3 separate regions of the Homo sapiens genome follow, and regions 1 and 3 are each linked to region 2. A link is a contact called in ENCODE Hi-C or POLR2A ChIA-PET data. All regions are on one chromosome and are shown on one strand. The core of a region is the stretch at or near the end of the contact, and the rest is flanking DNA. Distances in the headings are between cores, read along the strand shown.

What was found. A loop is a pair of places that touch in the nucleus more often than their neighbours do. ChIA-PET counts read pairs that join two places held with the same protein, here RNA polymerase II (POLR2A). Pooled maps may share reads with other maps.
Region 1: a map of HepG2 shows a loop between it and region 2 (15-fold over the local background). The contact joins two enhancer-like sites. A Hi-C loop is called at or near these places in 3 of 168 maps with a recorded cell type or tissue (HepG2, MCF 10A and natural killer cell) and 5 of 50 pooled maps. POLR2A ChIA-PET finds 5 or more read pairs at or near these places in 3 of 52 experiments (OCI-LY7, T-cell and activated T-cell).
Region 3: a loop to region 2 is called in a pooled map, with 7 times the contacts of the local background. The contact joins two enhancer-like sites. A Hi-C loop is called at or near these places in 5 of 168 maps with a recorded cell type or tissue (CD4-positive, alpha-beta T cell, CD8-positive, alpha-beta T cell, naive thymus-derived CD4-positive, alpha-beta T cell and 1 more), 1 of 37 single-sample maps with no recorded cell type and 15 of 50 pooled maps. POLR2A ChIA-PET finds 5 or more read pairs at or near these places in 4 of 52 experiments (CD4-positive, alpha-beta memory T cell, OCI-LY7, Panc1 and 1 more).

Annotation. Positions count from the first base shown.
Region 1 is chrX:13,122,399-13,125,626 of GRCh38, forward strand. No RefSeq gene overlaps it. Among named protein-coding and RNA genes, the nearest start is that of FAM9C, 79 kb to the left of the region's middle. Within about 2 kb of position 1,531, at least 6 of the 41 ENCODE cell types and tissues checked have a DNase peak (open chromatin) inside an H3K27ac peak, as active enhancers do.
Region 2 is chrX:12,945,293-12,948,413 of GRCh38, forward strand. No RefSeq gene overlaps it. Among named protein-coding and RNA genes, the nearest start is that of TLR8-AS1, 3.6 kb to the left of the region's middle. RefSeq lists a cis regulatory region at 1,473-1,916 and an enhancer at 1,791-1,920. Within about 2 kb of position 1,704, at least 21 of the 41 ENCODE cell types and tissues checked have a DNase peak (open chromatin) inside an H3K27ac peak, as active enhancers do; they include CD4-positive, alpha-beta T cell, where a contact is called at or near this core.
Region 3 is chrX:13,149,830-13,152,922 of GRCh38, forward strand. No RefSeq gene overlaps it. Among named protein-coding and RNA genes, the nearest start is that of FAM9C, 110 kb to the left of the region's middle. RefSeq lists an enhancer at 2,557-3,093. Within about 2 kb of position 1,747, at least 3 of the 41 ENCODE cell types and tissues checked have a DNase peak (open chromatin) inside an H3K27ac peak, as active enhancers do; they include CD4-positive, alpha-beta T cell, where a contact is called at or near this core.

The sequences.
Region 1 (3,228 bases), core at 281-2,780, 180 kb after region 2:
CATGTTGGCACCCTGATCTTGGACTTACAGCCTCCCGAACGATGAGAAATAATTTTTTGTTGTCGTTGTTTAAGAAGCCCGTTCTATGGTATTTTGTTATAGCAGCCTGAACTAAGACAGTGAATTTAGCCGCACATTAAAGAGAAGATGACCAAGGCAAAAAGATGGTGAGAAATTTGCCCAAGGTCACCAGTGACTTAGCATCAGTTCAATCTGGAACTGGATCCCCAAGACCCCAAGTCTCATGCACTTTTTTCCACCAGTGCTTCTCAAAAATTAATGTATACTCAGACAATCTGGGAATCCTGTTAAAACACAGATTCTGATTCAGCCAGTCTGGGGGAGGTGCTGAAATTCTGAATTTCTAACAAGCTCTGAGAAGGCGCCAATGCTGCTCGTTCATGGAACCCACTTGGAACAGTGAGGGTCTATAACTGGTTTCATCAACCTCTGGAACTTATGATTCCTTGAAGCTAAACTTTCATCAGAGTTCGAAGAAAAAAAAAGTGTGCAAAAAAAAAAATCACAAAACATATAATGAGATAACTCCCAAAGTTATTATAATCTCACTACTGTGAAGTTACAAGGGAGTTTATTACCAAAATACCCATCGAACTTCAAAGTGTCAGTACAAACAGGCAACCCTCAATTTTGCCAAGGCCTACAATCAATGAAAAGTTTCTATTCTGTTGCCTGATTGGAGGTCCTGCTGGGAGACACAAAAGTCCCTTCCCTCCTTCCCTTCATTTAGCACCAGGGAGTTCATTACCAATGGGGGCTCCATGCAAAAGAACATTTCTCTATCTTCTGAAAATTGATTGCTCCCTCTCTCTGTACATTTGTTTTTCATTTACACAGATATTTCAGCTATTTTTGATTTGTGGTGTAACCTAGGTAACCTAAATCAGCTAAAATAAGAACTAATTCCAACCTCCAGATCAAATGGCAAACCACACCTGAGCTTTGCACAGATCAAGTAGCAGAAGGAATAGCGAGGTTTTTGTGAGGAGGGCTGCCTTCTTTGATCTGATGTGGCCCGGACAGCATGGGAGCCGGTGCAGATGTGTAAGAGAGGCTCAAGTGCCACTTTGGAAGATTCACCAAGAAGAGTGCATTCTTCTCTCTTCTGGTTTCTCCATATTGTTCTTTTGGGTGTTCACTTTCAGATTCTGCTGGCCTTTGCATATTAGAGAAGAGGTTGGCAAACTTTGTCTGTAAAGGGTCAGCCAGTAAATATTTTCGGCTTTGAAGGCCACATACACGGTCTCTGTCACAACTACTCAACTGTGCCCTTTGAGCTCAAAAGCAGCCACAGACAATATGTAAACAATTGGGCATGGCTATGTTCCAAATAAACTTTATTCATGGACACTGAAATCCTAATTTCAATTAATTTTCATTTGTCATGAAATATTATTTTCCTTTTGATTTTTTTTCACCATTTAAAAATGTAAAAACCACTCTGCTTGCAGGCTGTATAAAACCAGGCGGCAGGCCGGAGGACTTGGCTCACAGGCCATAGTTTGTCTACCGTTATACATATTAGAGTCATACAAGTACAGCCAAATGCAACATTCTCATAAAACATAATGTTAAAAATCAGATGGAGAATAGACCTCCAGATTTCCTGCGTTTATGATGACAGCTTTACAGGAAACCAAAACTGTGTGCTGGGGACTGTTCTGGGTATTCTGCAAATGTTTTTTCGTGTTTGTCTTTGGTATATAATACATTCTCATTTCCTAGGGCTGTTTAGTTTGTGAATGTGAAACTGTCGACTTCCTGTGTCAACTTCAAGTAGCTAAGTTTTCCTATTTGTTTGAATTCCTGTAGTGGACCCTCATCTTATATTTATTTATTTTGGCTCCAAAGACTGACCATATTCATAGTAAGAGTTTGGCAATGTAAGTAGTCATTTTCTGCAAAGAAATATATTCTGACCGAATCATTTCACTGAAACCTCCTAAACCATGAACTTTTATTCTAGAACTAATAAGTGTTTGTGGCAAAGTTCTTTAGCCCTTTGGCTTGTACATTTTATGGCTACAAAAAGGTAGTTGGAATTTTTTTTTTTCGTGAAGGAATTTCATGCATAGCCCAGGACTGTTTTAAGTGTAGAATTTATCTTTGCAACATGCATCTTCAACATGCATGTATGCTTTCTGAGTATGTGCAATTATTCTACTTTTGTGTTAGATGTTCTAAGCTTTTGTGTCTTTCTTGTCACATCATATACAGATTCCTTTCAACCATTACCTTATACATACCCTTTAACTTCAATAGCTTTAGCTGTAGGAATGTCTGTAAAGTCACAAAATTAATTTTCTCCAAACACCACATTCATTTATCCCTCCCCTTAGTGGCACGAACTTAACACAAGGCACACGAGCTTTCAGACTTGAGATTCTTTTTTTATGACTTCTTTAAACCATCATCTAATTGTTGATCTGACAGATTGCATACTCAGAGTAAGTTTATTAACCAGAGCATCTTTTTTGATACCATAAAATTAATTTATTTCTGCCCCAAGAGTGCATTTTGGGAGTGGGTTAGTAAGAAACATCTGAATCATAATCATTTTTGGAACATCCCTTGTACTCCATAAAAATAACATTGATTCAGAACCACTCCCAATTCTCTGCTCCTTCAGGAGACAGGATAGTGGAATTGATTAGCGCTCAGCTGCTGAATGCTGAAGGACGCCCACAGGCCTGGAAAAGACTTGGCTAGGCCTCTGCCAATACCCCTGACGGAAGAAGGGAACATTGGTCGGCTCCCTTTCAGATAATGTGCTTGGGTTTTGCCGTACCTTTGAAAAGACATTGAGACATAAAGGCTTTGTCAGAAGAGGAGGAGGATGCAGGAGGGTGAAGGCTGCAGCCTTGGCCCAGCTGAAGTGCCCCACACAAATTTTCAGATCTCTGACATCTGTGTTTCCTCTGGCCTGACCTTTTCCTAGTCCTTCCCTGGCTTAAGGGGTAGCAGTCCCAAGAATACAAGCCTATGTCACAACACCCTGCATGATCAAGGACGTCCCTGGGTGGCCTAACAATAAAAGCACAGCATTCTGGAGGAAAGAACAAAAAATGGACAAGAAGAATGCCAAATAAGCAAATCTGCAATGTCATAAGGGTCAAGGTAGTCAATGTCTGTTTTATTGCCAATTCACAGAACAGAAAAAAATGTAGCTTTAAAACGATAACAACAACAATAAAAGCATATCCACTG
Region 2 (3,121 bases), core at 454-2,953:
TGGCTCATCCTGGCTCAAAAGCTCCCCCACTGAGTACATTGTGACCCCCACTCCTGCCCGCCAGAGAACAGCCCCCTTTGACTGTAATTTTCCTTTATCTACCCAAATCCTATAAAACAGCCCCACCTTTATCTCCCTTGGCTGACTCTCTTTTCGGACTCAGCCCGCCTGCACCCAGGTGAAATAAACAGCCTTGTTGCTAACACAAAGCCTGTTTGGTGGTCTCTTCACACGGATGTGCATGAAACCAATGAAAAAAAGACCAAAACAACAACCAAAACAGAAACAAAGAACAACAAAAAACAGCTAAGCAAAGCAAACAATGCCACAATTTATAGGTTGGTGCAAAAGTAATTGTGCTTTTTGCCATTAAAAAGAATGCAAAACCGCAATTACTTTTGCACCAACCTAATATATGATTACCAAGCGCTCTAATGGTAAGGATAAATTAAAACCAGCTGATTGTTAATTTTAACTTTAGCCAAGACAAAAGCCCAATTCAGCTACTTACCTAGGAATGGGGCTCAGGCTGAACACTGCTCTCTACCATCTTTGAAGCAGGAAAAAACTCAAACTCGCCTTCCCTGTTGGAAGTGAGCTGAAATTCCAGAAAGGAGTTACCTGCACTCTTCATCATGGAAGCAGGAAAACTTGCCTTCCTTTTTGGGAGCAAGTGAAACTCCAGAAAAGGAGTTATACAGCAAAATAAACTTTAGATCTCAACCAAATTTGGAGAGATCAGGGATTCTCTTGGTCGGGGGTGGGGGTGTCTCCCAGGCCTCAGCCAATTGTCCTACTGGCTTGAGCCATAAAGATAGCTCAAGCTGGTACCAAGCACCAACAGTAGATTTGTCAAAGGTCAGGGGTACCTCCACTCAGAATCCCTTCATGGTTACCAATTTGTGAATCCAAAATATCTGAGACAGGCCTCAGTCAATTTAGAAAGTTTATTTTGCCAAGGTTAAGGATGCACCCATGACACAGCCTCAAGAGGTCCTGGCTACATGGGCCCAAGGTGGTCGGAGCACAGCTTGGTTCTACACATTTTAGGGAGACGTGAGACATCAATCAACATGTGTAAGATGTACATTGGTTCCGTCCAGACAGGCAGGACAACTCGAATCAGGGGAGGGGGCTTCCAGATCACAGGTAGATAAGAGACATTTGTTGCATTCTATTGGGTCTCTGATTAGCCTTTCACTGAATATACAATTCACATGGGAGAGGAGGGTGGAGGAATAGTCACTTATGCCTGGTCTGCCTTGGTGAAACGACAGGGCAGAGGAAGCAATCAGATATGCATTTGTCTCACATGAGCCTCAGAGGGATGACTTTGAGCTCTGTCTGTCCTTTGTCCACGAGGAATTTCCTTGTGGGCAAATTGTGAGGGAGGTATGTCTTTTTTTTTTTTTTATCTTTGTAGCTGTCTTATTTAGGAATAAAATGGGAGGCAGGTTTGCTTGACGCAGTTCCCAGCTTGACTTCCCTTTAGCTTAGTGATTTTGGGGTCCCAAGATTTATTTTCCTTTCACAACTCCCATCTGATATATTTAAGGGGGAATTCTTTTGTGCCTACAGCATTGTTAGTGGAATGTGGAGCGACAGCAAGGGATGGGCCTAGCTGGAATTTACCACCAGGGGGCTTGGACTCTTTCTCATGCGTCAACACCAATCACTGCCAATAGGGGGCAGCAACAATTTGCCTACAGCCTTTAGGCTTTGGTTTTAGACTCAAGGAGCTCAGGGTGTGGAATCTCCATTGTTTTTCCTCTGAAACTTGGCTTCTTATCTGCCTGCGGACTCAAATCCTCCTCCTGCCAATACTACAACAGCCACAGAACAAATGCATTGAAACTGAGAGAACTGGTAAGAGGCTAGATCTAGTGTAAATCAGAGAATGGGCCTCATAAAAGGAGCAGTTTGGAGGAACCTAATCCTTCACAGTTTGTCTAGCAATTTCTAGGTTCAATCAATTGAGGGCTTAACTGGTAAACTCAAGTGGAAATTTTTTATTGGCTCCTGGTGATGTCACTCCTGGTGAGTGTGGGAGAACTGGTTTTCTAGGTGTGGGGATTCTTTATTCTCTGAAACACCCACTAGGAAACGCCCTGAGGCCTTTTCACCTTCTGTGGTGTCAGGACCTCTCATGTAACTGGATACAGTGCTTTTCCCAAACAGACTATACACAACAGAAACTCAAAAAATAGAAACGCTAAGTGGGAATAAGGGAAATAAACTACAAGAGTAGTGGTTCTCGACCTTGGCTGCACATGGGAATCACCTGGGAGCTTCAATCCGCAAGGACCAATGCCAGGGACCCCCCTACCCCCTGCCCCCGAGATTTGGATTAACTGGTCTGCATGCAACCAGGGCAGCTGGCGTTTTGAAAGGTCCCCAGGTGGTTCCCATGTACAGCCAAACTGAGAACCATTGTCAGATGTGCAGTCTTTGCTCCTGGGTCAATTAATTCCTCACGCCCACTAACTACTTTAGATGTCTTATGCTTTGAGCACATTTAAAATAAAACCCAAAACTTAATAAAACAAAGTTAGTACACAGAGAAATAGGAACCTGATTAAAATAGAACATGAAGTCAAGTCAGTTTGGTTTTGTTTTAAATCTCCAATTGCCACCATTAATTCTGCTCCCAAAGGTCAATAATGCTAGCCTGCTATTTGCTTTGTTCACTTCTGAATGAAGCACTTGTGTTTGCTGACCTTCAAACACTTCCAGGTTGTCTAAGAGGAAGCCATGTGGCACTTTGACTTTTGTGTGACCTGGCAATTTGTTTACATCAAATCCCTTTTAACCCTCTGCAGTTGACAGTGGAGAATTCAGTATTTTCATATGCTGCCTAACCTCTAGGGTGGAAGGCTTTAAACTTGATTTAGGTCAAGTTGGCAGTGACCCAGGTGAGCCCCCAGGAAACTGCACTTCCACAGCCAAAACGTGGCCATCCACCAACTTAGGCATGACAGTTACAGTTTTGAACCTGCTATTAAGTCCCACAATTCTCTTGGTTAGTTAGAGTAATCAAACCTGTCAAGGGTAGGCAGAACTGGAGGAGTGAAGAATGGTTTTGAGGGTACAGTGGAAAAATCAACTTTGGAGTATGACAAGC
Region 3 (3,093 bases), core at 497-2,996, 200 kb after region 2:
CTGGGGAAGCACTTAGCAAAGAAAGCCAAGACCCAGGAAGTTACACGGCATGGCCAAGTTCATAGTCATGTAGTGACCTAACCAAGGACTAGACACCCTGACTCCTGATTCTCACTTAGAACTCAGGCCTACTCTGTGCTTTCAGCCTGTGAGGAGTCCAGCTTCTGAGAGCTTTTCCATCTCTAAACTCTCATTAATATTTACTATGCTCTTTATCATTCCTTTGAGCTCCAAACCAAGTTCTGCCTTGCCTTTCTCATTAACTTTTCTTGAGATTCAAGCTGGGGCAGGGTGTGGCCTCCTAGTACAAGGCATGCTGTCAATGTTTGTCTTCTATGAGCTCTTTGAGCAAAGCAGCTATCCCAACTCCCACTTTCCCACCCTGCTCCCGTCCTTATCACAGCAGTGAGCAGTTTGTTTGCCTATCTTTCCCCCTCTAGTTGAGAACAGAAGGCTTACTTAATATTAACAGAATGAATTGAATACACCTGTCTGTCAGTCTGCTTTAATTATAATTTTTCTTTAATATTTTGAGTATAATATTTATATTTAAAAAGTTTTTATGTGACATCATGACAACTGTGACTTGTAAATATTTTTTGGAGAGAGTTTTTTCTTAAAATTCTTTTTTTACTTTTAAATTTATTTACTTAAATTGACAAATAAAATCGTATATATTTATCATTTACAACACGTTGTTTTAAAATATGTATATATCATGGAATGGCTAAGTCGAGACAATTAATATTTATTACCTCACATTCTTATAATTTTTTTTTGTGGTGAAAACACTTAAATCTACTCTCTTAGCACTTTTCAAGAATATGGCAAGGCACAGTGGCTCATGCCTGTAATCCCAGCACTTCAGGAGGCCAAGGCAAGGAGGATCACTTGGACTCAGGAATTTGAGACCAGCCTGAGCAACACAGCAAGACCTTGTCTCTATCATAATATATAAAATTTTTAAAAGAAGAATATGGGAATTTCAAAAATTGAAGTAAAATTTACATAACACAAAATTAACCACTTTAAAGTATACAATTCAGTGACTTTCAGCATATTCTTTTAGCACTTTTGGCACATAATGAAAAGTTCCAGAACTTTTTCATTGCCCCAAAAGGAAGCACCATTTTCCTTAGTGGTCATTCCTCACTGCCCTCTACCTCCAGCCTCTGGCCATCAACAATCTGCTTTCTCTTTCCATGGATTTGCTTTTTCTGGACATTTCCTATAAATGGAATCGTACAATGTGTGGCCTTTTGTGTCTGGCTTCTTTCACTTAGCATAATTCTTTCAGGTTAATTTGTGCTACAGTGTTTATCAGTACTGCTTTACTTTTTATGGCTGAATAATTTTCCATTGTATGGATAGACCATATTTTGTTTATCCATTCATCCACTGATAAATATTTGGGTTGTTTCTACCTCTTGGCTATGGTGAATGGTGCTACTATGCACATGCATGTACAAGTATTTGTTTCTGTCCCTACTTTCAATTCTTTTGGTAGCCTACACAATTTTAAACATAGGGTGGATACATGTTTTGGTGGGTAATAAGGGACAGTAGGCACCTATTTCACCAGAGGGGTGGCCCCCAAATGGACAATACAGTGTCATGCTTACCTTCACAAGCATAGTCACAAGTTTTGTCCTCTTTTGGAGTCTCACATCATTATTCTTTTGTAAAAGCCCACATAGCTATAGTAGAGAAGTTGCGGGGACTCTAACTCAAAGGTGGGGACCCAGAGCAGCTTTCAATTTACGTGAGTGACTCATTCCTGATGAAGGACTTCCACATAACTAGTACAGTGTCAAGGGAAGGGTTTTTTGCTTCCTCTACTTAATTATAACTTTCAGTTTTTTAGGAAGGAGAAAAAGATTATTATTAGTGTGAAAAAGCACCAGATATTAGATAGCGGCTCAGAAAATATGTTCTGAGGATAGTTTTCCTGACTGAGAAAATGAATTTCCATTTAACATGACTGTTAACTGAAGAATTCCAGTCTTAGGCTCATATACCCAGCTGTGGTAAATAAAAATTTCCCTAGTTTTGGGGTGTGTAAAGAAAACACGGCTTGTCTCCAGTGGCTACCAAAAGGAAACAAACACAAAAAGAAATGGAAGCTGTGAAATGCTAACATCTCTTCAGAGACTTGGAGCCATTTCCAGAACCCTGGGCTTCTCTTTGTAGTCTGGTTGCTATGGCTCTGTCTTCGTTACTGCAAAATACTGTCTGATATACTCTGGTAAGTGGTTACATGAAAGAGTCGATAACCACAGAGGTGCTGGCAGATCCCTATCTTTCAAGCTCTCCTCTCAGCCTGAAGCTTTCTGACGAAGTCTTTCCTCCCAGCTTCTCATTGCTTCTGGAGCTGCCAGTAATTAAAGAGACACAGGAAGAAATAAAAGAAAATGCCACTCACAAGGAATCAAAGAAAACAACACTCAGAACACATCAGCCAGTTCTCTGCTGAAGCTCTCAGGGGCTCTGTGTGGCAGGAATACCAAGCTGAAGGTGGGCTGAATTTTGATTTAAAAGGAGAAGGGTAGACCTTGCAAATATTCTGCCTGGATAGTACACATTGTGGGTTAAGATGTGTCAGTGAGAGTCTCCAGTCTTCAGATGCAAGTTGAGCTCGTTATGATCGACGTGAATCTGCATGTTAAAAGGAGACTCGTTGCTGTGGGCAGTAATGCAGGGAGCTTCTTGAAATTGCCTTTGCGAGAAAAGTTGTAACGGTGAGCTGAGCTAACCCACCCCACAGTTTGCCTTTCCTTTAATTATTCCTGGGCTTTTGGGCCAAGCTGATTTTGAGAGACATTTAGGCTGCAGTTTAAATGATAAAAAGCCTCCCGTAAAACTCAATCGCTTTTGTAACGCTAATGGAAGGCCATCAGGCTGCGGGGAGGAGAGCAGCCTGGGTTCTGCTAAGATGCAAACATGAACAATTGCCAGCCATTATTCCAGAGGTTATAAGATATGCAATTTCCCCAATTACTCCTACAAATAACATCACTATTGTAGAACTTAAGATTGGCCTTTTGAGATATCTTTTCAGGCTTTTTGTATGTCTGACACCCATGGCTCCACCTG